3 separate regions of the Mus musculus genome follow, and regions 1 and 3 are each linked to region 2. The links are chromatin loops, found by intact Hi-C in ENCODE. Cell type or tissue: left cerebral cortex. All regions are shown on one strand.

Evidence for each region. Peaks named below come from ENCODE experiments on the same cell type or tissue, not always from the same donor. Only the 100,000 strongest peaks of a DNase experiment are listed, where the experiment ranks them.
Region 1: it touches region 2 in a loop (4-fold over the local background); 9 of 42 quality-filtered maps call a loop at or near these places.
Region 3: it touches region 2 in a loop (2.0-fold over the local background); 12 of 42 quality-filtered maps call a loop at or near these places.

What each region holds. Positions count from the first base shown.
Region 1 is chr11:57,545,148-57,553,147 of GRCm38, forward strand. No RefSeq gene overlaps it. Among named protein-coding and RNA genes, the nearest start is that of Gm51895, 9.2 kb to the right of the region's middle. In left cerebral cortex, CTCF peaks have their summits at 3,943 (motif pointing right) and 5,318 (motif pointing left); a DNase peak (open chromatin) is centred at 3,950.
Region 2 is chr11:57,641,667-57,649,666 of GRCm38, forward strand. It overlaps Galnt10 (polypeptide N-acetylgalactosaminyltransferase 10), which reads left to right and starts at 3,776. Exons shown (of 12, transcript NM_134189.2): 1 at 3,776-4,051. The coding sequence starts at 3,893. 4933424L21Rik (RIKEN cDNA 4933424L21 gene) reads right to left here and starts at 7,828. Exons shown (of 4, transcript NR_153850.1): 1 at 7,654-7,828; 2 at 7,056-7,429. In left cerebral cortex, CTCF peaks have their summits at 1,553 (motif pointing right) and 3,748; DNase peaks (open chromatin) are centred at 2,819, 3,130, 3,555, 3,674 and 1 more place; H3K4me3 peaks cover 1,860 bases; H3K27ac peaks cover 704 bases.
Region 3 is chr11:57,691,545-57,699,544 of GRCm38, forward strand. The region is part of intron 1 of Galnt10 (polypeptide N-acetylgalactosaminyltransferase 10); the gene reads left to right. Among named protein-coding and RNA genes, the nearest start is that of Gm46282, 11 kb to the right of the region's middle. In left cerebral cortex, no CTCF peak of the experiment used is centred here; a DNase peak (open chromatin) is centred at 4,909; H3K4me3 peaks cover 320 bases.

The DNA of each region.
Region 1 (8,000 bases), 97 kb before region 2:
AATAGAAAACGCACACACACATACACTCCAGTTAATTTTAAAATGTCTAGGCTACCTCAAAGGCTGGGCACTCCTAGACCTACTTCTGCTACCCCAGGCCCAGTCAGGGAAGTGGCGAGTAGCCACCCACCTGAATGGCTCAGTGGCTTTCTCTCTTGTAGCTCCTTCATCCATCTGTATCTCTTCCTCGAGTCATGGTGGTACTTCCTCTTCTCCACTTCGTCCTAGCCTGAGCAACTCTAAGGGTCCCTCCCCATCTCTCTTTACCCAACCATTGGCTGCTGGCATTTTATTGATCAATCAAAAAACCATTTGGGGACAAGGACCTTTAGCGTTTGTACACGCAGATTCCTGACTGAATCAAAGCATTAGAACCAATCTCTAACAGTACCCTCTTTCACAAATGTGAAGTTTGACTTATGGGATCTAGATGTAGCTGAGGCCATGCTGTCCCTAGGAGGCCTAGGGAAGGACCCTTCTTGCTATCCCTAACTTCCAGTGCTTGCCAGCCAGCCCTTTATGTTTCCCAGCTTGTAGCTTCATCACTGCAAATTCTGCCTCCATCATCACATTGCCTTCTCCTCGTGGTTCTCCAATGTCTCATAAAAGAAAGGAACCAGGCATGATGGTGCTTACCAATGATCCCAGCACTCCACGGAGGAGGGATGATTAGCCTAGGCTCCACAGGGAACAAGTTCCCATCTCAAATTAAAAGGAGAAAGGAGGGCTAGAGAGATGGCTCAGCACTGACTCTTCTTCCAGAGGTCCTGAGTTCAATTCCTAGCAACCACATGGTGGCTCATGACCATCTATAATGGGATCTGATGCCCTCTTCTGGTGTGTCTGAAGATAACTACAGTGTACTTGTATGCATAAAATAAATCAAAAGAGAGAGAGAGAGAGAGAGAGAGAGAGAGAGAGAGAGAGAGAGAGAGAGAGAGAGAGAAGTGAAAGAGATGGAGGGAGGAAGGAAGGGAAGGAGAGAAGGAGGGAGGGAGGGAGAGAGGGAGGGAGGGAGGGAGGGAGGGAGGGAGGGAGGGAGGGAGGGAGGGAGAGAGGGAAAGTGACCAGTCCTTGGAGTATGGCCTACCCTCATCCAGTATGACCTCATCTTAACCAGTCACACCAGCAAACCTCCCATTTCTAAATGTCATTTGCTGAGTCTCCAGGTAGTCATGAGTTGGAGGACACTATTCAACTCGATACAGATCCTATTTCAATACAGATGCTTCTACTATGGATACAAACCGTCACAGCAGTATGTTCACAACCCTGGAGAGACCTGCAGCCTGGTACAGAGGGGTGCCACTCACGGTCAGAAAGGGAGGAGGACGTATGAACATTCAGATGTTTTCCATGGAATCAGCATCTGGCCCCTGCATTTCTGTATGGGAGCCCTGGGGGTGATGCAGGCGGTAAGCAGGCCTGTGTGCAGTCACACAGTGCCAGGGTACCACAGCAGAGAGGAATATCCCGGGATGCTGTGCAAAGCCCGAGGATCTGTACATCGTGCCGTGCTTATGATTGCTTTAACCAATTACTGACTGCTACTGTGCTCCTTCTGGGGGACCATCAAAGTTCAAGTGTGAATACAGAGCACCCCTCCTCCAACTGGCACAGGGCTACAGGCTCTTCAGGTGGTGAGGGGAATCTCTGCTGTCGGCGTCCTTGCCTCTGGAGTCACCTCTGTTCTCCCGTCTCTCTGGCTGTGCCTGGGGGGATGAAAACTCGTTCTCTAGAATTCAGACTCCTTTGTCAGTAAATTAGAGACAGCAACAGAGCTTTCCAGAGCTCTGCGGAGAGGAAGAAGTGCTTGGAGGAGCATAATTCATGTGCAGCATTAAAGGCAGCGAGGAGAGTATAAAAATACACTTAATAAACATTTGTTCTTATTAAAATATCTACTCATTCCCCAGTATTGTAGAGACTCCTCCCAACAATGAGTAGAGCTTTCAGGTTCTTTCCTATTAGACAAAACTTTCCAATAACCTGTTTGTCTCCAGTTTCCCTCCTCCCACTCTGCCCCTTGCATCATCCCTGTGCTGAGATTTCTGCCACTGTGGTCCCCTGTGCTTCCATGCCACTGAACCCTGAGATCCTCCTCCATCTTGTTGATCAGCTTCTGACCGTTCTTCTGCCTTGCTATAGTTTTTCTCTTTGGTCCCTGAGGTAACTACTTCCTTCCTGTAGTGGCACTCCCCAGTAGCTGCCTCAGAAATATGGGGACTTTGTTTGTCTGTTTTCTTCCCTCCTAACTGACCTCATCTGGCTTTGAGTCATTTAACACCGACTGGCACCTAGGGCTTCCACATCCAGCCTGGTCACCTCCACTGAGTGAAGCCCAGGCAGCACCTCCAGTTGGGCCTCAAAAAAGACGTCTTAGTTGGGGCAAGGAGGCAGAGGCAGGGGCAGGCAGATCTGTGTGAGTTCAAGCTAGCCTGGTCTACAAAGTGAGTTCCAAAACAGCTGAGCTACACAGCTTATCTCAAAAAGCAAAAGCAAACCAACAAATATCTCAAGCATAATGTGTTTAAAATCAAACTCCTGGCCCTTCCAACCTCCCCTCTTCTGGAATGGGAAAAGCAACCTTGGAGTAAAGACAACCATTCCGAACTCTGCTTCCCGTGTACAGCCAACCCAGCCTCAGATCTGCTGCAAGCGTCTGTTTCAGCCTCAAGTTAGAGCCAGAACCCACAGCCTTTGTCTCCTCACTGCTGCCACCGAGCCACCTTTGTCCTGTCTGACAGCCATGCCTTCTGGCTCAGCTCCCTGCTTCTTCTCATGACCCCATGACCTCTCCACCTAGAAACCAACATGACATAACTGCCTATGCATTCGAACCCCTTGGTAAGCTGTAGAAACTGCAGAGTCCAGACCACATCTCAGACCAATCAAAAGCTGGCATGGGTGTGTCTGCCTCTGAAAGTCAAATCGAATCATTCTCCTGCCTAGAAACTTTAGCTGGTTTCTTGTCTTTGAATAAAAGCCAAAGTCCTGGTACACCCCCACCCCCCTTTAGCTAGCAGTTCCCACACTTCAGCTCTGCCCCACTGGTGCATGCCTGACTCTCTCAGTCTGCACAGGACTTGATCATTTGTGTTCTATCCAGCCTCCTGGGGTCACTAATTTTCCAGGTCTGGGCACCATGGCAAGGGCCTACTTTCCTGGCACAGCCTGCCTACCACCTCTCAGAATGCATCTTCTTTTACTCTCCATGGGCTTGGTTAATGCCAGATACACTAACATTCTTCATCCTAATCAAGCTAGACACTCACATTTTCTTTTTGCTGTTCCTTCTGCCTCAAGATCCCCACCTGCCACCTCTAAAGCCACCATATCATATGAGGCTTCTCCAATAGCTTATGTAAAATCACCGCCCTCCAGCCTGTCCAGAGGCTTGGTGGTAAGAGTGCTTGCTGTTGCAAGCATAGGACCTACGTTAGGATCCTTAGCATCTACTTAGAAAACTAGGCTTGGTCTGGCTCAAACACAAAATCCCAGTGCTGAAGGAAGTGTAGACAGGCTTGCTCAGGCTTGATGGCTTGGGTTAGCTTCAGCTCCAGGTTCAGGGAAAGACTGTGCCTCAGGGGAATAGGGCAGAGAGTGACAGAATACACGGACAGGCAATCAGGCACAAACGCACGAATGCACGGCACACGAGTGAACACACACACACACATTGCTCCCCTCCTTCCCTCTGTATCCCTCACTTCCACTTTACCTTTTCCATAGATCCCATCATCCATCATGTGTTGACACATATGTGTATTTGGTTTTTCAGCCCCACCCGTTCTAAAGCATAAACTTAATGAACACAAGGACATCTGTTCTCACTGCTGTTTCCACAGCATGTCAAACCACATCTGGTCCACAGCAAATCTCAACAGCTATAAATGGACTAATGGAAACCCAGATCAGACTTACTGTAGTTCCAGGGGCAGCCAGCAGAGGCCGCTGTGGTGCCACTGATAGGACCAGGGGCACATGCTCTTAATAATCAGCCAGCTGCTCCCGTTCCTGGGTGGGAAACAGCCACCAATCAGGCCCAGCTGGGGTATGGATGCATGTTTATTATTATCTCCAAGATCTGGTTGGGGGCAGCTCCGGGAGATCAGCTGCAAGCCATATTCGGTAAGCTTTCTGCAAGGAAGGCATCAGGGTGAGGACAGTTTAACAAAGCCACAACGCATGGACAGACAACAGCTCCCGGGGAGAAAAGGGGAGGGGGAAAGAGTGAATTCGGCCAGACTCAGGAGGCCCAGTCCGGGGTTGCAATTAGAGTGAACATGTGGAGTTGACATCCAGAAACTAGATTCCCAAGAATTACGGAGAGCACAGGCAGGCACGAAGCCTGGCTCAAAGGTGCCCCCGGATGTCCTCGGCTCTTTCCCTGTGCTTTAGCCCTCACACGCACAAGCACTTTCAGACATACGCGGCTCCAGTTCTCCTTAGAAGCTCACCTACGATTGTTCTTTATGACAACATATTATACAAAAATTCTGGGCTTAAGAATTTTAAAACAAGCAGACAAACTTTCGACCCACTTTTGGATGTGTGACTCAAGATTTTACTTGAAAAATGTGGTTGGCACACCTGTGTCTCTTCATTTGGGATACTTGATAACGTTCTGTGAGCCACCCAAGTGTCCAGATAACAGGAGGTGACTTATTAGCTCTCACTTTGCACTTGAAAGCCAGAAGAGATCTTATCAGAGCCATTTTCTTGGCTTTGGAATTCAGGGGAGCCACCGGTTCATTTGCATACAATTTGCATGCCTCTTAAGCATATTAGCTAAACATTCCGGAAACCCTCACCATGGGCTCAGAAACCCACTACAAACTTAATTTCATTTAATCCACCTGAAAATCAATGAGGGGAGGCCTGTTCTACTCTCCCACTATCTCAAATGATACTCACTAGTTTTGAGTAACCTGCTGCCCAAGCCAGGCTAAGCGAGGAGTCTGAGGCCCCCTAAGAGGATGGGAGAATCCTCTGCAGAACAGGCCATAGAGGGAGCCAGAAGGGCAGTGAAAAGCCACCTGGCTTTACAACACGTTTGTCCTCTGCCAGCTGCTGATTTTCCTGCCACAAAATGATTTCAGTGTTTCCCTTGAAAGTTTGGGAGGACTGAAGCACTTAAGCCTGGTGGGACTCATTAAACAGGAGTTTGCCCTGGGCTGGAGAGATGGCTCAGAGGTTAAGAGCACTTGCTGCTCTTGCTGAGGACAGTGATTGGTTCCCAGGACCTACATTGGGCTTATTATAGCCACCCACACCCATTCCAGGGGATCTCATGCCCTCTTCTGGCCTCTGTGGACATTGCACACATGGTACACATAAGCGTACGTATAAAATAGTAAGACAAAGAGCCCTGTAGTTTATCCTGAGACCTTGTTAAAAGGTAAGAGTCCCAAAGCTCTGAGAGGCAAGCACTTTGGCCTCACCTCTCAATGTGTCCCCTCAGGCTTTACAGCCATACCACAGACCATTCTCTAAATAAAAACATCCTCGTGCTATGATTGGTCTGAGGCCTTGGATTTCCCCAGCTTGCTCGTGGTGAAGTTGGAGCCATGCTCCCCACAGCTGTGGGATCCTGAGACAGTCATTGTTTAGCCACTGTCCCCTCCTACTAGCTCACCTTTTCTACTCCCACTCTGAGATTTGAACGGAGAAATAAGGCTAGGAAAGGCTAAAAGCTGCCCTAGTCATCAAGAGAATTAAAGTGGAGAGAAGGGTGAATGAGAAAGGGGGGGGGGGGAGACTGGGGCTGCCCACTCTCCAATCAAGAGCCTCTTAGCGCTAAGCTACCCACTTGGGCACAGCAGTAGTACACAGTACAGTGACAGTGTAGATGGCTTTTGGTATGCCAGCTGCAAAATGCCTTAGTGAGCATTTAATTTCAGGAAAGCTTCATGCTTAGAAGATTGTATCAAGGGATGTCATGAGTTGTACATCAGGAGGCTCCTATTGGCCACACCAGCCTCAGCACCCTATGTCCTGACCTCCACCGCGCCCCACCCCAGCTCTGCCTGTTACCACTCTGACTCAGATGACCTTACAGTTCCTTCTAACACGACTGGAACCGTGGAAACATGACCTGAAACATGACTCAGTCAAGGCTGTGGTGGGGGCACTTGGCCCCACCAGGATTGTTTTAATCCCTGGGTAACTTTAGGCAGGGTCGACACTAAGGTACCTTCTTTAGGCAAACACTCGCGTCCTAAAGCTTCCCTCTGTCGTTTCTCTATAAGACTTCCTTTCCCAGAACCCTTTGTGTCTATGACTGGCTCCATAGTTAGTTGTGTTCACATACTCGGTCTTATGCATACAAAGCAGAGGGCAGCTTTTTGGAACCAGTCCTCTTAGACATGGTTTTCAGGGTTATCTTTAAAACTGCCTTCTTAGAGGAGTGAACCTAACTCAGAGAGAAAAGACCTTTATGTTGAATTTTGGGAATTCCAAAGTAGAGAATGCTCCTAGCACAGCTCAAATGTCTGAGGAAGACAGCCAACGTTACCCACCTGCGATTCTAGCCCAAGCTCATACTTCTGAGATTTCAAGTCATTTTCCTGATGCAGCTCTGGTCTCTCCTGGGTCTAAGAAGTCGGGTTTTCCTTCTTATCATGTTGAATCTAAAGTCATTTATCTCCATTTCCTCGGAGCACTCTATAATCCACCTCCACTTCCATCTAGTGCCTGCAAGCTAGGGAGAGGAAGAGACCCAGGCTACCTGTCCTTCACTATTGCCCCCCTCCCCAACCCTGAGGCAATTAGATTAGCCCCTCCTGAAAACCTTCAAGCACTGAATCCCTGTTGCCTTGTTGCCACTGGACATTAGTCATGATGGGAAATGGTGCCTGTGCCAGCCCTCTAGAGCTCTTCAGAGCTGGAGAGAAGGCATGGTCTGTAAAACACTTGCAGCTCAGGTATGAGGATCTGAGTTCTGTCTAGTAGGACTCGGCCATCTGAGGGATTCTGCCAACATCTTCATGAGATCACTGGTGCCTCCTTGCAAGAACGCACTGCTATCAGGCCTGTGGACTAGGCATTTTCTATAGAAGGAGAGGGTCCCTGGGCCCCCTGTGAGTACCTAGATATTCCTCATGGCTATTTGTGTGCAACCGACCCCATTTTTAAAAGAATCTCCATTTTGTGTAAGAGCAGGGGCTAAATTCTAATTCCAGGAGGAAAATCACACCTATGATGACCACTACCCCCCCCAACCTCCTTAGCAACAGCCAGGCTACAATAGCAGGACCAAGGTACATAGAGATAACCTAAGACATTCTGCAGAGAATAGATAACCTGACTATCCTGGTTGTGAGGTGGTCCTGCCCCCATGTTTATTTACTGCAGATTAGGCCAGAAATGCAGTTTTAAAAATATTAACTTGATTATCTGTACGGAAACTCGCCAAGTTTGCTGTAACCACAATAAAAACCCTGCACCCCTAAACTTGGGGTTCTCATTCTGACCCACTGCGATGGTGAGTGTGTGAGAGACTTTACTCGTGACCTCGTACTAAAAGACCCTTGTGTGTTTGCACCGGAATTGGCTCCTCGGTGGTCTTTGGGGGTCCCTGCTACTTGGGCATGACAGGTGTAGCAGCATGCACTTATAATCGCAGTGCTGGAGATGTGGAGACAGGTGAGTATTTGAAACAATCTGGCCAGCTAGCTTAGCTAAATGGGCAAGGTCTAGGCCAGAGAGAGATGTCTGAAATGGCAAGGGAACTAGCAGAGGGTAGGCAAGGGTAAAGTACTTGACTGGCATTCATGAAGATGTGGCCTCAATCCTCCGAATGGGGATGTAGGGTGTGGAACCCAACCCCCCACCAAAAAACAAAGCCAAGATGGACAGCTCCTGAGGACCACCTGAGGCTGACCTCTGCATCCTCAGGGGTGTGCACAGGGGGGTACAGAGAAGTGAGATGGGCAGGCTGGACCCTCCGTGAGGACAGCAGGGCAGCCCTACGCCCTTCCCACTCTATTGTATGGTTT
Region 2 (8,000 bases):
TAAGATACAATTTCCTAAACGCATGAAACTCAAGAAGAACGAAGACCAAAGTGTGGACACTTTGCCCCTTCTTAGAATTGGGAACAAAACAGCCATGGAAGGAGTTACAGAGACAAAGTTTGTAGCTGTGACGAAAGGATGGACCATCTAGAGACTGCCATACCCGGAGATCCATCCCATAATCAGCTTCCAAACGCTGACACCATTGCACACACTAGCAAGATTTTGCTTAAAGGACCCAGATAGAGCTCTCTCTTGTGGGACTATGCTGGGGCCTGGCAAACACAGAAGTGGATGCTCACAGTCAGCTATTGGATGGATTACAGGGCCCCCAATGGAGGAGCTAGAGAAGGTACCCAAGGAGCTAAAGGGATCTGCAACCCTATAGGTGGAACAACATTATGAACTAACCAGTACCCCGGAGCTCTTGTCTCTAGCTGCATATGTGTCAAAAGAGAGCCTAGTCGGCCATCACTGGAAAGAGAGGCCCATTGGACTTGCAAACTTTATATGCCCCAGTACAGGGGAATTCCAGGGCCAAAAAGTGGGAGTGGGTGGGTAGGGGAGTAGGGGGGGAGGGTATGGGGGACTTTTGGGATAGCATTGAAAATGTAAATGAGGAAAATACCTAATAAAAATATTAAAAAAATAACCAAGACAATCTCCCACCAATGTGCCAACCCCAAATGCTTTGAGCTAAGAAGTCTCTTGGGTTATTGGTGTGTGTGCACGCACATGCATGTGGAGGTCTGGGGACAAGTTTGATGTTTCATTACACAGACACCTTCCCCCTTCTTTCTTTGCTTTAGCTGACCAGAGAGTTTCTAAGGCTCCTCCTCTGTCCATCCCCCCTCACCACCACTGGGGATTACAGGCATGCACTTCTGTAATCCTAGTTTTTTAATCAGTTCTGTGGCTTGGTCCTCAGGTCCTCAGGCTTGTGAGCCGAGTGCTTTGTTGACTGAGCCATCTCCGCAGTCCTCTCATGAGTTATTCTAAGGTAAGGGAAGCCACAGTGTTTACAACAGTGTCATGATAGATACTGCTACCTTCACCATGCTCAAGGGTGGAGAAGCAGTGCCATGTAACTACACCAACGCTGCAAACTCATGACAGCACCGGACACAGACAGGACCCAGCATTACTCATAACTGGGGATTGATGGGGATAGCCCAAATGTCCATCAACAGCTAACTGGATAAACAAACATAGGGTATGCATGTGTGACTTCTCCTGGGGAGATGTGAGTAAATGTCTGTCACAGATAGGACACTGACCACATACCAAAGAAATGATGTCATCTAAGTCTACTTCAGGAAGGCCAGCTGACTGGTTATTTGGGCTATTTTCAGGGGCATCACAAAAAAAGCCCATACCAGTATGGATGATAGCTCATGCACCCTGGAGCTCCCTGGACACCCTGAAGAAAGACAGCATGGCTGATCCTGAGGGTCTGTTCTTCTCAGGATTGTTTCAGTTTACATAACTTTGGGGAAGAAAGTTGACTTAAAAAAAAAGATTTATTTATTTATTTATTATATGTAAGTACACCATAGCTATCTTCAGACACACCAGGAGGGGGCGTCAGGTCTCAATATGGATAGTTGTGAGCCACCATGTGGTTGCTGGGATTTGAACTCAGGACCTTCAGAAGAGCAGTCAGTGCTCTTAACCACTGAGCCATCTCTCCAGCCCATCTTTTAACTTTTTAAGTTTCTTGAGTCTTGTGAGACTAGTTTACTTCCTGAGTCTTAGAAGCATCCCTCATCCTTTTGGGTGGGAAAACACACACACACACACTGTAATAAAAAATAATTTTTAATGGTTAAAAATGGTAAAATTGTTATGTGTATTACAGCACACTATAAATTATTTTAAAAAACATTTATTATATATGTGTATGTAATTAAATGTACACCTGTGCACCGTAAGTGTGCAGATGCCCACACAGGCCAGAAGAGAATAACAGATGCCCTGGATCTAAATTATAGGCAGTTGTGAGCTGTCTCCTGTGGGTGCCAGGAGACAAATATGGGTCTGGGGAACTGAACCCATGTTCTCTGGAAGGAAGAGCAGCAAGTACTTTTAACCATGGAGGTATCTCTCAGTTCCTATAAGATTATTATTTTTTAAAGATGTAAGGGTCAGATTTATAAACAGAAGGATGGTCAGAGGGTGCATCTAGGTATGGGTGATAAGACAAAGGTCCCGATGTGGGAGTGCCCGCCATGTTCTGATGAACAGCAAGGGGGATGGGTTTGGGGAGACTTGAAGGAAGAGGTGGTGATTTCCTTAGACATAGAGGTGTACCCTGACATAGACAAAGAGGTTTGGGGGTTTTGTTTGTTTGTTTGTTTTTTAGGTGCAAGAATTTGTATGGTCAACACCACTTGGGGGAACATACAAAGCTAGCAGCAGAACCAAAGAAAGAAAGGCCAGGCAGAGGGGGAAGGAAATATTTGACCTTAGGGAAATACAACCCAGGGACTGTGACTTTAACTGCAATGATGTGAGTGACCTAAGATGAGATTTAAAAAAAAAAATCACTGCTCAGTCTGGTGTTAGACCTGCAAGGTTAGAATTTAGGGCACTAGTCCCGGGATAGTGGTAGCCACAGGGCTCAGTGGCTTCGCTGCAGAAGCAGAGGATAGAGTCAATGCGCGCGCTGGCAGGAAGGCTAGTAAAGAGGAAGCAAGAGAGGAGGGGGAGGAGGGGGCTGCCATTGGGCATCCAGGAGCAAGCTGTTAAAAGACAGGCGCGCAGCAGAGGAGGCTCCCACAGGCTTCATGTGAGCCCAAGTCAGCAGCTCAGAAGCCAGATATTTTTGGACAAGTCAAGGCTCCCTAGTTCTGCTATGCACAGCCGAGCTTTCAGTTCTGCGCACCCCACCCCACCCCACCCCTCCGCCCAGGCTCCAGTGAGAGTTCTGCTTTTCCTTGCTCCTCACTCCTGGCCCAGTATCGGACCCACTGTGGGCGCTCGCTGGTGGTTTGAATTCGAAAGAGGAAAGGACACGAGGTTTCGGGAACGTGCTCTGGGGCACTGTGTCCAGAAGCAGTCCAAGTCCAAGTCCACTGGCTTGCATGTGCGTAAGAATAGCTCTCGCAAAGAGGCTCCGGTCATCTCCTCGATGGTTTTGCAAAGAACCCAGACTAGTGACGGAACATCCAGCACTCCACAGGTTGGAGAGGGGGATGGAAACCCAGCCGCCCACTGAGCGATGCGCAAGGTGCCCTCTGCATACAGGTTGTGGGGAGTCCCCAGGTCAAAGGCAGGTCTGGTTGGCACGTCCCGGGGCAGAACCGGGAAAAGAGTGGACTGCAGCATCCCAGCGCAGTCGGTTGTAGCATGTCCGCACAGTCCCGGGGCTCTCGCTGGCTGAGAACTTGCAGAGAGCCACGCGAATTCCCCGGGGTGTTCCCGATCGCGTGCTCCGCGGCCCCTGCGAGCGCCCAACTCCCTAACTCCGGGACTTTGGCAAAGCTGCAGCGGGCGGGGAGCAGTGGAGAAGCAGGACGCACCATTGGAGCCCACGGGGGGTGTAGCAATCAGGAGCCGGGGCCCTCTTGCATCCTGGAGGACGGAGATGCTCTATGAGTAGATGAAGAATTGAAGGATGGAGGCGAATAGGACTCAACCGTGCATCTGTTGGCGGAAGGCGAGGTGCAGGACGTGGAATGAGATGCCGAGGGATGATGGGGTTGGAGCGCACCCCCACGGCGGTGACACGGTGGAGGCGCCCGGCTCCCCCGCCGGCGAGCAGCGGAAGTGCCGCGGAGTTGGAGCGGGGCCGGCGTCGCGGCCGCTACTGCTGGCCGAACTGCTGCCGCCGCCGGGTGGACGGGCGGACGCGCAAAGCCGGGGGCGGGCGCGGCGGGGCGGACCGGCCCCGATGAGGCGCAAAGAGAAGCGGCTCTTGCAGGCGGTGGCTCTGGCTCTGGCGGCCCTGGTCCTGCTGCCCAACGTGGGGCTTTGGGCTCTGTACCGCGAGCGGCAGCCCGACGGCAGCCCTGGGGGATTGGGGGCGGCGGTGGCCCCCGCGGCGGTTCAGGTGAGTAGTCTGCGGCCGAGAGTTGGGAGTACTCTTTCTCCCACTTCGCTCCCACCCTGCAGTTCCTTGTTCTACCTATCCTTCGTGTCTGCTCTGAGGCATCCCATTTTGGGGATGGCAACATCGAGGCTTAGGGAAGGTCAAAGATTTATCCAGGCTCTTGCTCCAGCCTAAAACAGTGTTCAACCCCAGGCCCTTTCCTTAGTTTACCCCTTTCCTCTTATTGCCGTCTATAATTCCCGGCCTCTTCAGCTCTCTCTTTTTCGGAGGATCCTACCTGCATCTTCGTGCCACCCTGGATTGTTTGTTCTGAGGTAAGAGTGGAGATTCTGGTCCTTCTTGTCGGTGTTCTTCAGATAGTCTCTGCCCCTAGCCTCCACTCTCGCCTGCTGATTCTAATGTTTCAAGTCAGACCAGATCCTTCCTGGTTTGCTGTCTGCACAGGCACTCGTAGGTCTCCCATCTGGAGCGAGCTTTCTCTTCTCTCTTCTCTTCTCTTCTCTTCTCTTCTCTTCTCTTCTCTTCTCTTCTCTTCTCTTCTCTTCTCTTCTCTTCTCTTCTCTTCTCTTCTCTTCTCTTCTCTTCTCTTCTCTTCTCTTCTCTTCTTCTCCTTCCCTCCCCTTTTCCCTCCTTCCTTCCTTCCTTCCTTCCTGTGTATGTGTACCTTACCTACATGTATGTCTGTCTGCACCACACAGGTGCATGGTGCTCATTGAGGTCAGAAGAGGGCACAGGCTCCCCCAAAACTGGGGTTACAGATGGCTCTGAATCACAGTGTGGTTGCTGGGAATCTAACCTGGAAGACCAGCCACTGCTTCTAAACAAGTGATCCATCTCTCTCCCCACCTCCCACATCACCCAGTCTTTATCCTAGTCAAATTCTGTGCCTCTCTCGAGAATACTGAGCCCAGGCCCCATTGAACTTGCCACCTTTGACATGAGTCTAGCAGCTCTGGTGGAGGACTCTCCAAATGTCTCAGAGCCACAGGTGTCAAACACCCCCAGGACAGAACACCTCCAGCCTTCCTTCTTTGTACTAATGAGAGATGTTTCTTGTAGACAAAATTGAGATGGTCTGCCTCTTTAAAGTTGTATGTATGTATGTGTGTGTGCATTGTGTACGTGCATGTGTGTGTGTGTCCACGAGTGCGTGCACTTGGAGTAGCAGTCTCCTGGCTTAGATGAACTCTGTCACTTTCCTCCAGCCATCCCAGCTTCCCTACCCCAGCTCCTGGCAAGCGTGGGCACGCTACACTTGAATTATTCCTCCAGTGGGACATTTAAGAGTTGCTTACGGGATTTTCTTGGTCCTGTGGGAAGTGGGTAGATGTGCGCCAGGGTCAGCCTTGACTGACTGCTGGCTGGCCTTGAGGGAAGAGGCTGGCTTCTTGAGATTGATGCTTTACCGCCCCCCACACTCCCCACCTTTCCAGTGTTAGGGCTTTCTGGCTTCTTGGGCATGGGAGAGTCTTGGTCTACAGAGCGGATCAATTTGAACTTGGCGTGTCACTCTGGTAACTTGTAAATCATCCTCAAGGCCCGGGTGATCTGTCTATCTGGTAGATCTTACTATTGGGAAAGTTAGGAAACCCCATTTCTAAATCCCTGCTTCCAATTCTGAAAGCTGGTCTAGAGCTCTCTCCCTTAAACTCTTTGTCTGAGTGGGGTTTTTCTGTGGGAAACCTCTTTCCTCTGTTACTGCCCTGTGGGGCACCAGTGTCGGCAGGCCAGACTCGTGTTCTAAGCTCAGCTGTTGACTTGCTGTGCATTGATGAGTCTGATCTCCCACTCTGAGCCTTGCTTGCTCCGTGTGTATGATTTGATGCCAACATTCTGTGATGCTGCCAATGTGCCAGTGGGGCAGGGCCACTTCTTTTTCCTTTCCTGAGGTCGCTTATAACAGTCCTATCTTGGGATGCTCTGCTGAACACAGCCCTGGCCGAGGGGGGTGTGTCCAGCCAGGTCAGACTCTCCCACAGAATAGCTGTGAGCAGTTCTAAAATAGCCCTTGACATTCTGCCTCTGCGTGGAGAGAGTTCTGCTGTGAAGGCCAGAGACATCCTAATTTTCATTTTCTATAGAGCCAGATGTGTAACAAGAAGGTCAAGGTTAACTGTCAGTTTGGCCTTAGCTTTCACGGTGAATTACTGACTGTACAAAAGGCTATTGATGCAGTATGGCCACCTTTTGAGCAGAGAGAGAGAGAGAGAGAGAGAAAGAGAGAGAGAGAGAGAGAGAGAGAGAGAGAGAGAGAGAGAGAGAGAGAGAGAGAGAGAGAGAGAGAAAGGAGGAACAGCAACTGAGTACCTCTTGGAATTGCTACCTGGACTCATTGAGAGGGCTGGTTTACATGCTCTGGTTTTTTGTCTGTCTCTCTGGGATGGCACAGAGAGGAGGAAGAAATAGTTAAGAGTATGGAGGGCTTTCGTGCACTTATCATTGCTTCTTGGGGGTCACAGAAGGGAAATATTTCCCAAGGATGGGCCCTGGTAGGTGCAGCAGGATTCAGCATTCATGGGCTGCCTGTCTGGTACAGTCTGCCAAATTTCCACACAGCCCCTTTGTGTTCCACTCTCCTGCAGATGCAGAACCCTCCAATCCCTCTCCTGAATGTCAGCTGGCCTCCAGGAAAGAAGCCGGCTTCTCCCACCCCTCTCTGTCAGGGGCTAGCTGGGAAACCGTCTTCAGCACCCAGAGTTGTTGGGACACCGATGAACCAGTCAGCACTCTGGCACTGTCGAGTCATCTCCGTGATCTTCCTGGTAGAAATAAGTGCTGGTCTGGAAGGTAGCTGAGTTGATTGAGTGCTTGCCTGTGGCCAGTCCTCAGCGCCACATCAACCAGCCTGTGGCGCGCGTCAGTAATTCCAGTACTCAGGAAGTGACAGGAAGAGAATTGGAGTTCAAGGCCAACCTTGGCTACAGGAGACCTTTCTCTAGATCAGCACCTGTTGGCTCTTTGTTACCGTGAGACTTTCTAGTGGCTTTTCTGTGAGATGGCACACCTGGGTTTGTGTAGTCCTCTGATGCCTTGCCCTGTGGTGCCTCATCCTGGTCCTGTTGGAGCCACCAGGCGGGACATTTGATTCATAAAGTGAACGTCATGTGCTCGGAGTCTCGCTGGTCACATAGCTGGCTCTTCTGAAAGTCGCAAGATTGAGTAAGGAAAGAAAGCCGGCCTCGAGGCCATTTTTGTTTAAACTTGGGCTTCCTTCTCTTTCCCACTCCCTAGCCGGCCTGACATCTTGGTTTAACTCTAGGATTGGTTTTCATCTTGCAGAGCCTGGGAGCTGGTTCTCAATACCACAGTAGGAATCCCAAGTGCAGCTCCTCCCACTTCTGAGCCAGGAAGAGAACTGGCTTCTCTGGGTCATGGCATCTGTTTGGTAGAGAAAGGTGGGATCATGGAATTCCAGTGTCTATGACTTTTAAGTATCAGGTCTTTTTCTCATGGAGTCAGAGCTAAACTTGGTTCTTAGAACATCTGGAAATCGATAACCCTTCCCTACCCCCACCCCCCGGTTTCAGTCTTCCTGGTAGTAGAAGACTTACCCGTCAGCAAGTTAAGTACCATGGCAATGTGGTCTGGAGTGGTTTCCTTACCTTTCCAAGGTGGAGTTGGTATCCTTTAGACTGCTAATCACTTCTCTGTCAGCTTGGCCAGATGAAATCTGATGCCACCCGGGGAAGGGTTCTTGACTTAGCAGAGCAAATCTGCTCCTGCCTCCTCCTCCTCTTGGGCCTGCTGTCTGCCAAGGATGAGTACAGAGAGAGGTCTGACTGGTTCTCTCCTGCCCTAAGCCCATTGTGACCTCATGGAAGTGATTTAACCTCTCTGGCCCTTGTCGTCCTCACTTGTGAGCTGCCTGTAGATTCAGAAAGACGAAAATGTCTATCATTGTGGTGCCCACCCACCTGTGGCCAGGGCAGACAATGCTAATCAGGTTTTA
Region 3 (8,000 bases), 50 kb after region 2:
CTTCCCTTCCTTCCTTCCGTGTTCTGTGCATCCTTTCAGCACATGGAGAATGCTAGTTACCCTGTCTTATCCTGGACAGCAGTCCTGTCAGTATCAGGATGGCAGTGTCAGCATTACCCCAGCAGGCTGGAAAGCGCTGGACACTCTTTGCACCTGCTGTCCCCCTTCAGGTGTTTATAGGTATCTCTCCCTCTCAGCTCTCACCTTGCCTTAGTGCTCATTTGCTTAGTCCGGGGGTAGCTGTGTTATGTTTCTGCCATCTGTATACCGATGACATCTCTGCAGGTGGCCTCGCTCCCTAAGGCTCTTTCTGGTAAACTCTCTGATGGGCTCCGGGGAGGAGCTTGCCTTATATTCTTTAGTGTTGGTAGTAGTTGTGTCCTTTGACCTTGTATGCCAGTGTTGCTGGACATAAACTTCCAGCCCCCCATTTTCTCTTCCCAGAATGTATTGATCGTGTGAGCCCACTTGTATGAGCCCACTTTCTTCTGGAGTAGTGCTTCTGTGTGTGTGGGGAGGGGGGGGATTGGGCTGAGGCTGGAGGTCACACAGGTTGTAGTCCTCACCTAGCCTGTGGCCCTCTCCCTGCCTGCTGCTGTTATCTGTGCCGGGACTCTGCCCTCAGGACAGAGCCACCGGTCCCCATCACTTCCTGCTTCTTCTTATGACAACCCTCCCCATGCTTCTCCAATAGTGTTTGGGCTTATGGGGAGCCTTGGTGGCTCAGCAATAGTCGTGCAGTGTTGTCGTCTTGCGGGTCTTCCTGAATTCCAGACAAACTGGAAACCCCACTCTTTGTAGCTCCCTTGCCTGTTTGATTCACTGTGTGTGTGATGGGAACTCTGAGGGGAGCTATGAATGTGCCCCCAACATGAGAGAGTGAAAACTGAGAACTTAGGTGACTTTTTAAAAAAATCCTACTGGGAGGTTTTCCAGTATGAACTCTGGAGATGACAACTACATTGTGTCCCAACATGAAAAGTTTGACTGCCCTGCCACTGGGTCTTACATACATGTTAGACACGGTGGCACTCTTTCACACCCCTCTTCTTCCCTCACTGTCCCCTCCTCTCCCGTTCTCTCTCCTGGCTTTGACTCACACACTGTTACCATTTGCGCATCTCAGTGACTTAGAATCCACCGTTCTGAGGCTGTCACCGAGGAAGCCAAGCGTCTCCGTCATCCAGTGGCTCAGCTTCAGCATCAGGCAGGGTAGGAGGACGGACACTGGCATCAGGCAGGGGAGCAGGAAGGACCCTGGTAGTGCCTGCCCAGCCTGCACACCTCTGCCTCCCTTCTAGGCCTCCTTCAGGCAGGTGGTCCAGTGAGGCTGCCGCCTGTGAGGGGGAAGGGCTGGCTGGGCTGTGATGAGACAGACAGCCTCCAGCATCGGTGCGCAGCTGTCACACATAACTTTAGGTGCCCATTGCTGGCCCTGCCATCTGTGCCGCCTGTTCAGGGAAAGTGGACATTTGGGTCTTCAGAGAACTTTGTGTGTTTCCAGGCATTAGCTCTGTGTGGGCCGTGACCGTGGCTGCCTTCCTAGTGTTTCTTGTTTTAAAGATGCTGTTATTGCAAATGGAGACCTCTCAGCTGCTGAAGCCAAAAAAATGGAAAAGACCCAGGGCAGTGCTGCCTTGAGTTTCAAGGATTCTCAAGGCTTCTGTGACCTCTACTGGGTATCATTTGCTTCTTCTAAGAAGGCCCTTCTCCTTCAAGGCAGCAGGAAGCTTCCAGCAGCTCTGGACTTGGGATCTCCAGCTCAGCTGCCCTCCTGCTGCATGTGGCCAAAGTCACAGGCCACCTTGGCACCTTCTTCCTGTCCTGCAGGTTACTTATACACCTCCTCTCGTGATGGGGGTGGGGAGCTTACAATGGCATCGAATGAGGAAGCTCAGGTGCAAACAGCCAGAGAAAGTGCCCGTTCTCCAAAATCAGGTTACAGGCCCTAGAAAAGGGGCAGATGAAGGCTGGGTCTACAGCCACCTACTTTTGAATTTAAAGCATCAGATATCTTAATAGTCAGCAAGCACCACAGAATCCCAGAAGCATCTGTTTCAAGGATCCCAGATTGTTGCCACGGAAATAGGGCTGCCACGTTAAGAACTGTAGATGTACGTAGCTCAGTTGGTAGAGCGCTTGTCTAGCATGCGCTAGACCCCGAGTTCGATCCCCTGCACTGTGCAAGCAGCCGTGGGACTCAAGGAGGTAGAGGCAGAAGGATCTGAAAGTTCAAGATCACCCTGAATAGAGAGTTCTGAAGCCAGCCTAGACTAAAAAACAAAAACAGAAAACATTCAGAATATAAAGAAGCAGGTTATCTTTGGTAAACAGTTTAGGTGTCCTCTCAAGATGAAAGGCCATTTGGAAGTTTAGCAAACTCAACACTTTTTTGTGATGGAGAGGGGAAAGGCAGCTTTCCTGCCCATGTGCGACTAACGGGTGTGCACGTTAGCCTCCTGGGGTCTTCACACAGCATCCTAGAAGAGCAGAGCTGTTCTCGCCTGCCATCCTTAGGGAGCAATGGCTTCTGCTTGAGCGCGCTTTATCGACTTGTTGGCGCCTCCCGGGTTTGACTCTGTTTTTAAAACACCTTCCCTTAGAACCCTTCTTCACACTAACGACATGCTGATACGATGAACACAGACAAGAGGCTTTACACTGCCCTCCCATCTGACTTCTGCATGTGTGTGTGTGTCTGTGTGTGTGTGTGTGTCTGTGTGTGTCTGTGTGTGTGTCTGTGTGTGTCTGTGTGTGTGTCTCTGTGTGTGTCTGTGTGTGTCTGTGTGTGTGTGTGTCTGTGTGTGTCTGTGTGTGTGTGTGTGTGTCTGTGTGTCTGTGTGTCTGTGTGTGTGTTATGTAAGACTCTAGGGGAGTTTTATAGATGAGACCTGGAAGACACAGAGCTTCACATTATAGCTCAGGCTGCCTTGGAACTCATTCTGTAGCCCAGGCTGGCCTCAAACTTATGGCAACCCATCTGCCGTGGCCTCCCCAGTGGTGGGATTACAGGCATGATTCTCCATGACTAGCTCACCACTAACTAAGCCTTCATGCCAGGGAATGTTTGGACTTTGCCAGGAGAAGCCAGAGACTAAGTAGGTCTTCAAAATGAATCTGTTTTGATTCTGCCGCATGAGTCAGTCAAGTTTTCTCATGACTTGTCCACTGTAGACTCGCACTGGGACATTAGTCTTCTGGACTTTGACCAGCAGATAAATGGGATGCCAACACAACGGCTCACCGTCCCAACCCATGGCCCTTGTCACTTAAGAGGAAGCAGCTTCCCTTTGCCTTCTTGGCACTAAAGCGGTGGTCTACCTGTCCCTTCCTGTCAAGAGTCCATCTCTTGCCGCTCTGGTGTTTCCCTCTTGAAATGGAGTCGTTGGTAAGGTCAACCCTAGCAAAAGTACAGTTGCTTTTCTCAAAAATACTGACTCGTTAGATGTTACTGTATTGTGGAAACTTTTAAACCTATAACTATAGATTTATGCCCCTCCCAAAGAAAAAATAATCCAAAAATGAACTCTGTGCTCTGGAATGCTGCTTGCAGACCATAGCTCTGGTTTGTGGCTTTGGCTTTGGATGGTTGTGATTTTTACCCAAGTTATAAAGCCTCATGCACTCAGAATATCCTGCAGGATGGTTTTCTTTCAAACTAAAATGGGCCAAGTTAGACTTAACATAAACACATGAAGTATACGTTTGTTTGTTTGTTTGTTTGTTTGTTTGTTTGTTTTTTCGAGCCAGAGTTTCTCTGTGTAGCTCTGGCTGTCCTGGAACTCACTCTGTAGACCAGGCTGGCCTTGAACTCAGAAATCCACCTGCCTCTGCCTCCCAAGTGCTGGGATTAAAGGCGTGCGCCACCACTGCCCGGCTGGAGTATACTTCTTAACCCTCGGCAAGCATTTATTTAGCACTTTCTGTATATAGTCCCTGTGTTGTCTATGGGACATGAAGTTTATGTGGCATAATTGCTGTCCATCTGTCCTGCATCTTTCCCCCTTACCACAGAGAGGGTTTGTATCAGAACCCAAGGCACAACTGTAGAAAGGGAAAACAAAGGAAAATGTGCCCTTTGGGAGCAATGTATTTGAGGGTCTTTAGGGAATTCAGGGAAGGCACAGGGGTTACTTTGGGCTAGCTGGCCTTATGCTATGGCTTCAGGCAGATATTTCCCCCTCTAAGTTCCCCTCTGAGTCTGAAGTTTCCCTTTCTGAGACACTAAGTGGCAAGTTCCAGAAATCAACAATTCATTGGTTTTATCTAACTTTATTATAGATAATTGTATCATTTTATAATTCACTGCTCTTATTAATCTTTACACTGCCTAGTTCCTAAATTAATTTCACCCCAGGTTCATACATACAGAATAAAGCATTCATAGAAAGGGTTAGCATCATCTGCCATTTTGGATGTTCATAGGGTGGGCGTGTGTGTCTCAGAACATGTTTCCTAAGGATGAGGAGACTATGTTCACTTCAGGAGAGAGAGAGAGAGAGAGAGAGAGAGAGAGAGAGAGAGAGAGAGAGAGAGAGGAGAGAGAGAGAGATGAAGGGAATGGTAATAGAGTTCTAACCGCCTTCTCCCCTAATTCCCACCCTTTGCTGGCTTTGATTCCGGTCCTATGTTTGAACAGCTCCAAATCCTTGCCCTTCATGGCTGAGGTGTTTTCTCTCTGTAATTGCATTATTATTCCAGACACCGTCGGAATGCTTGTCACAGAGGAAGGAGGATTAGGCCGGGCGGGCTGAAGCTAACGCAGCCACGCAGCTGCCCTGAGCCTGGCAAGGGAGATTGTGCCTCTGGAAGCCAGGCTCCTGGCTGAGCCGGCTCCATTTAATTAGTCTCTCCTCTCTTCCTCTTTCGAGAGACAGTGGCAGAATCCAGGACGCACCCCCTTAACGACTGCAGATGCTTCTAAAGACATTTCGTCATCGCTCATTTCAAGCAAATCAGAAAATTGTCAAAACCACTCAAGTCTCAGGAAATAACTTTGAAAAGCGCCTGTCTCTCAGGGGAGCGAAGTGGCAAAAGGGATCTCTTCCAAGTCTTCAACACGGAGCCGCTGCCAGCTGTGCGTTCTGGTGCTGTACAGTTTAATACTGTTGTAAAGGGAATTCTCTTTAGTTTCTTCGTGAGGCTCAGTGTGACCTCCCCAGATCTGTAAATTTCTATGCTGATCACAACCAAGAGTCAATGTGTTATGGTTTAATTAATTGGTAATAGATCGTAGGCAATGTCAGGCGAAAGAGAAGGAGTGAATGTTGCTTGGTGAAGCAGCCTCCGCAGAAAGCACAGACCAGGCAGGCATGTGCCTCCTGTTGGAATGAGTTATGGGTGGTCCGGCTAACTACATAGGAGTGTGAGGTTTGGGGGACTGAGGGCAGGGGGAATTCATTATTAAATAGCTGTGTCCTGCCAGCCAGGGAGAATCCCTCATGTTGTTCCTGCAGTCTTACCGGACACCATGGAAACTCTCCCACGCCCACTTTGTTGTCTGCTAGGAAAAGGAAGAAAGACAAAGGCTTCCAAGCTGGAGAGCAGCCCAGGTCATAGATGGAGAATCAGGATCCCAGGCAGGAGGAAGGGGTTGGCCCTTTGCTGCAGCCCAACGGCACTGTTGGCTTGGAACCTAGCTCAGAATGAAAGTCTTCCTGGGAACTGGATGCATGCCTGGGAAGGAGGCCATACTCCCTGCCCTTCCCCACTAGAGAATCCCAGGTAGAGTCTCATTCCTGCTTCCCTGGGCATGTGCCTTCCTCTGCCTAGGTTGGCTAGAGAGAGCAGGAGGCTTCAAAGCCACACCCTCTGTGAGTAACCTTCCCCACCAAGACAGATAACTAGCCCAGGGTAGGGTCCTCACCGGGACTCCTCGCTTTCTGCAGCATCCTTGTGCCGTAGGCTCCGTCAAGTTTCTAGTCTAGCTGAAAATGTAAAGGGAATCCCTACTCACCCAGCCCTCTGTGGAGCCCCTGGTCTAGAGTCCCTTCTGGAGCCTATGGTTTAGAGCCCCTGGCCTTGCAGTTATCTGGCATTGACTGGATACAGTGTAATTATGTTCAGGAATTAATTCATTAACCAAACTCAGGAGCCTTCATCCATTAAGTGGGAATTGCTCAGCCCTTTGGGGACAAGAGAGGCAGCAGAGGCAGAACAACAATGTTCCCCAAGTAAGAAGCTACTGGCTACAGTGCTGGCGGTAGCAGCAGCTCTGCCTTCTTGCCCTGTTTCCTTGAACAAGGAAGTCTGAGGTCTCAGCAGCAGCATTAGCGAAGGCATCCTGTGCAGACTACATCTCCTCTTTGGTGATACCAAGAGCCTGGTCAAGCCAGGTCTGGGTTCCTGCTAACCAGTTCTGTCCTCTGGCTTAAGTACGTGAGTTCTTGCTGCTGTGGATGCTGTAGCTCATTACCATGGTGGAAGTGGAGATTTTAGTTCTCCAGGATACTCCCTGATTCCAGTTAACCCCAACCAACACTTAAGGCATCAGAAGCAAGCAGACATCACCGAGGTCACTTAGAGGCCAAACTCTGATTTCCATGTCCCTTCAGCTTCCTGCTTCCTCGGTCTGGCCTGCTGTTCTTCCCTTGGCTTTCTCCTAAAATAAGGCTTGTGATGGTTTTCCCCGGTGGCCAAGAACCTACAGGATCATTTTCTCAGCGCCAATCCCTGGAGGTTGCAACCCCAGAACTTCCATGTTGTTGGCATGATAGGCTAGAGAAAGGTGTTCTGTGGGTTCAGCCAGAACCGGAGCGAACCCCTCCCCGATCCTGGGCACTAGGTCCCACCCTTCTTCCTTCCATGTTATATCACAGACGACAGTCAGATGGTGTTTGAGCTAGTTACAGAAACCAAAGTGGAGCACTGTGCTGAACGCTACGATGGATCCTGCTCTGAGGGGAAATGGCTATCCACACAGAGTGGAGACGGACGGATGATCACAAGTGGTAGTGAGGAAGTGGAGAAGCTGGGCCCTAGAGACATCCGCAGCTCTTTGAAAAGGTGCTCTGTGGAGTTGTCACGTGACCCAGAATTTCTACTCCTAGGAATAGACCCAAGAGAATCAGAAACCCAGAGCCACACCAGACCTCAGCACGGTGTGTTATCACCTTAGTGAGTGGCTGTGTATAGAACAGTGTGCCCATGATGTAGTCTGTTATTCAGCTGTGAAAGAATGGAGGATTGACCCTTCTGGGGAGACATGGTGCTGGTTGGTTTTATCACCTTGACATAAACTTAGACATAATCTGGGAAGAAGAAAGAAAGGTCAGTTGAGGATTTATCTCCATCATATTGGCTTTGGTCATGTCAGTGGGGAATTTTCTTGATTGATGATTGATGTGAGAGAGTCAGCCCATTTGGGGCGGAACCATCCCTGGGAAGATATCTGGTCCTGAGCGGTATTAGAAAGCAGACTGAGAAAGCCATGACTGGTAAGCAAGTCAGTAAGTGGCATTCCTCTACGGCCCCTGCTTTAGTTCCTGCCTCCAGGTTCCTGCCTTGACTTCCTATCCCGACTTCCCATGATAATGGACTACAAACCCTTTCCTCCCAGAGTTGTTTTGATCATGGTGTTTAGCCCAGCAATAGAAAACAAGGTAGCACAGATTTGGACAAATCTGTTCACCCCAGATAAGGTGCTGACCACAGACGAAAGAAGAGGAGTGACCTATCACGTGCGCGCGTGCGTGTGCGTGTATATGTGTGTGTGTGTGTGTGTGTGTGTGTGCACCCGAGTGCACATTCTTAGTTATTTACAGGAACACAAATGGCTTAAAGGAGGTTGCATCATTGAAAAGCCCACCCCAGCATGGATGATGCCTCGCAGAGCTCTCTACACACTTGTAGGCAGCTCCACTGAAGAACTCCCACCCCTAGGGAGGGTTTGGTATTTACACCGTCTTGGTGAGGGACCTTTGATATTCCTAAGCTTCTGAACTTCGTGAGCCTTCTGAGTTTCTTTGGCTTCCTGAATCTTGCAAGCCTCTTCCTCCCAC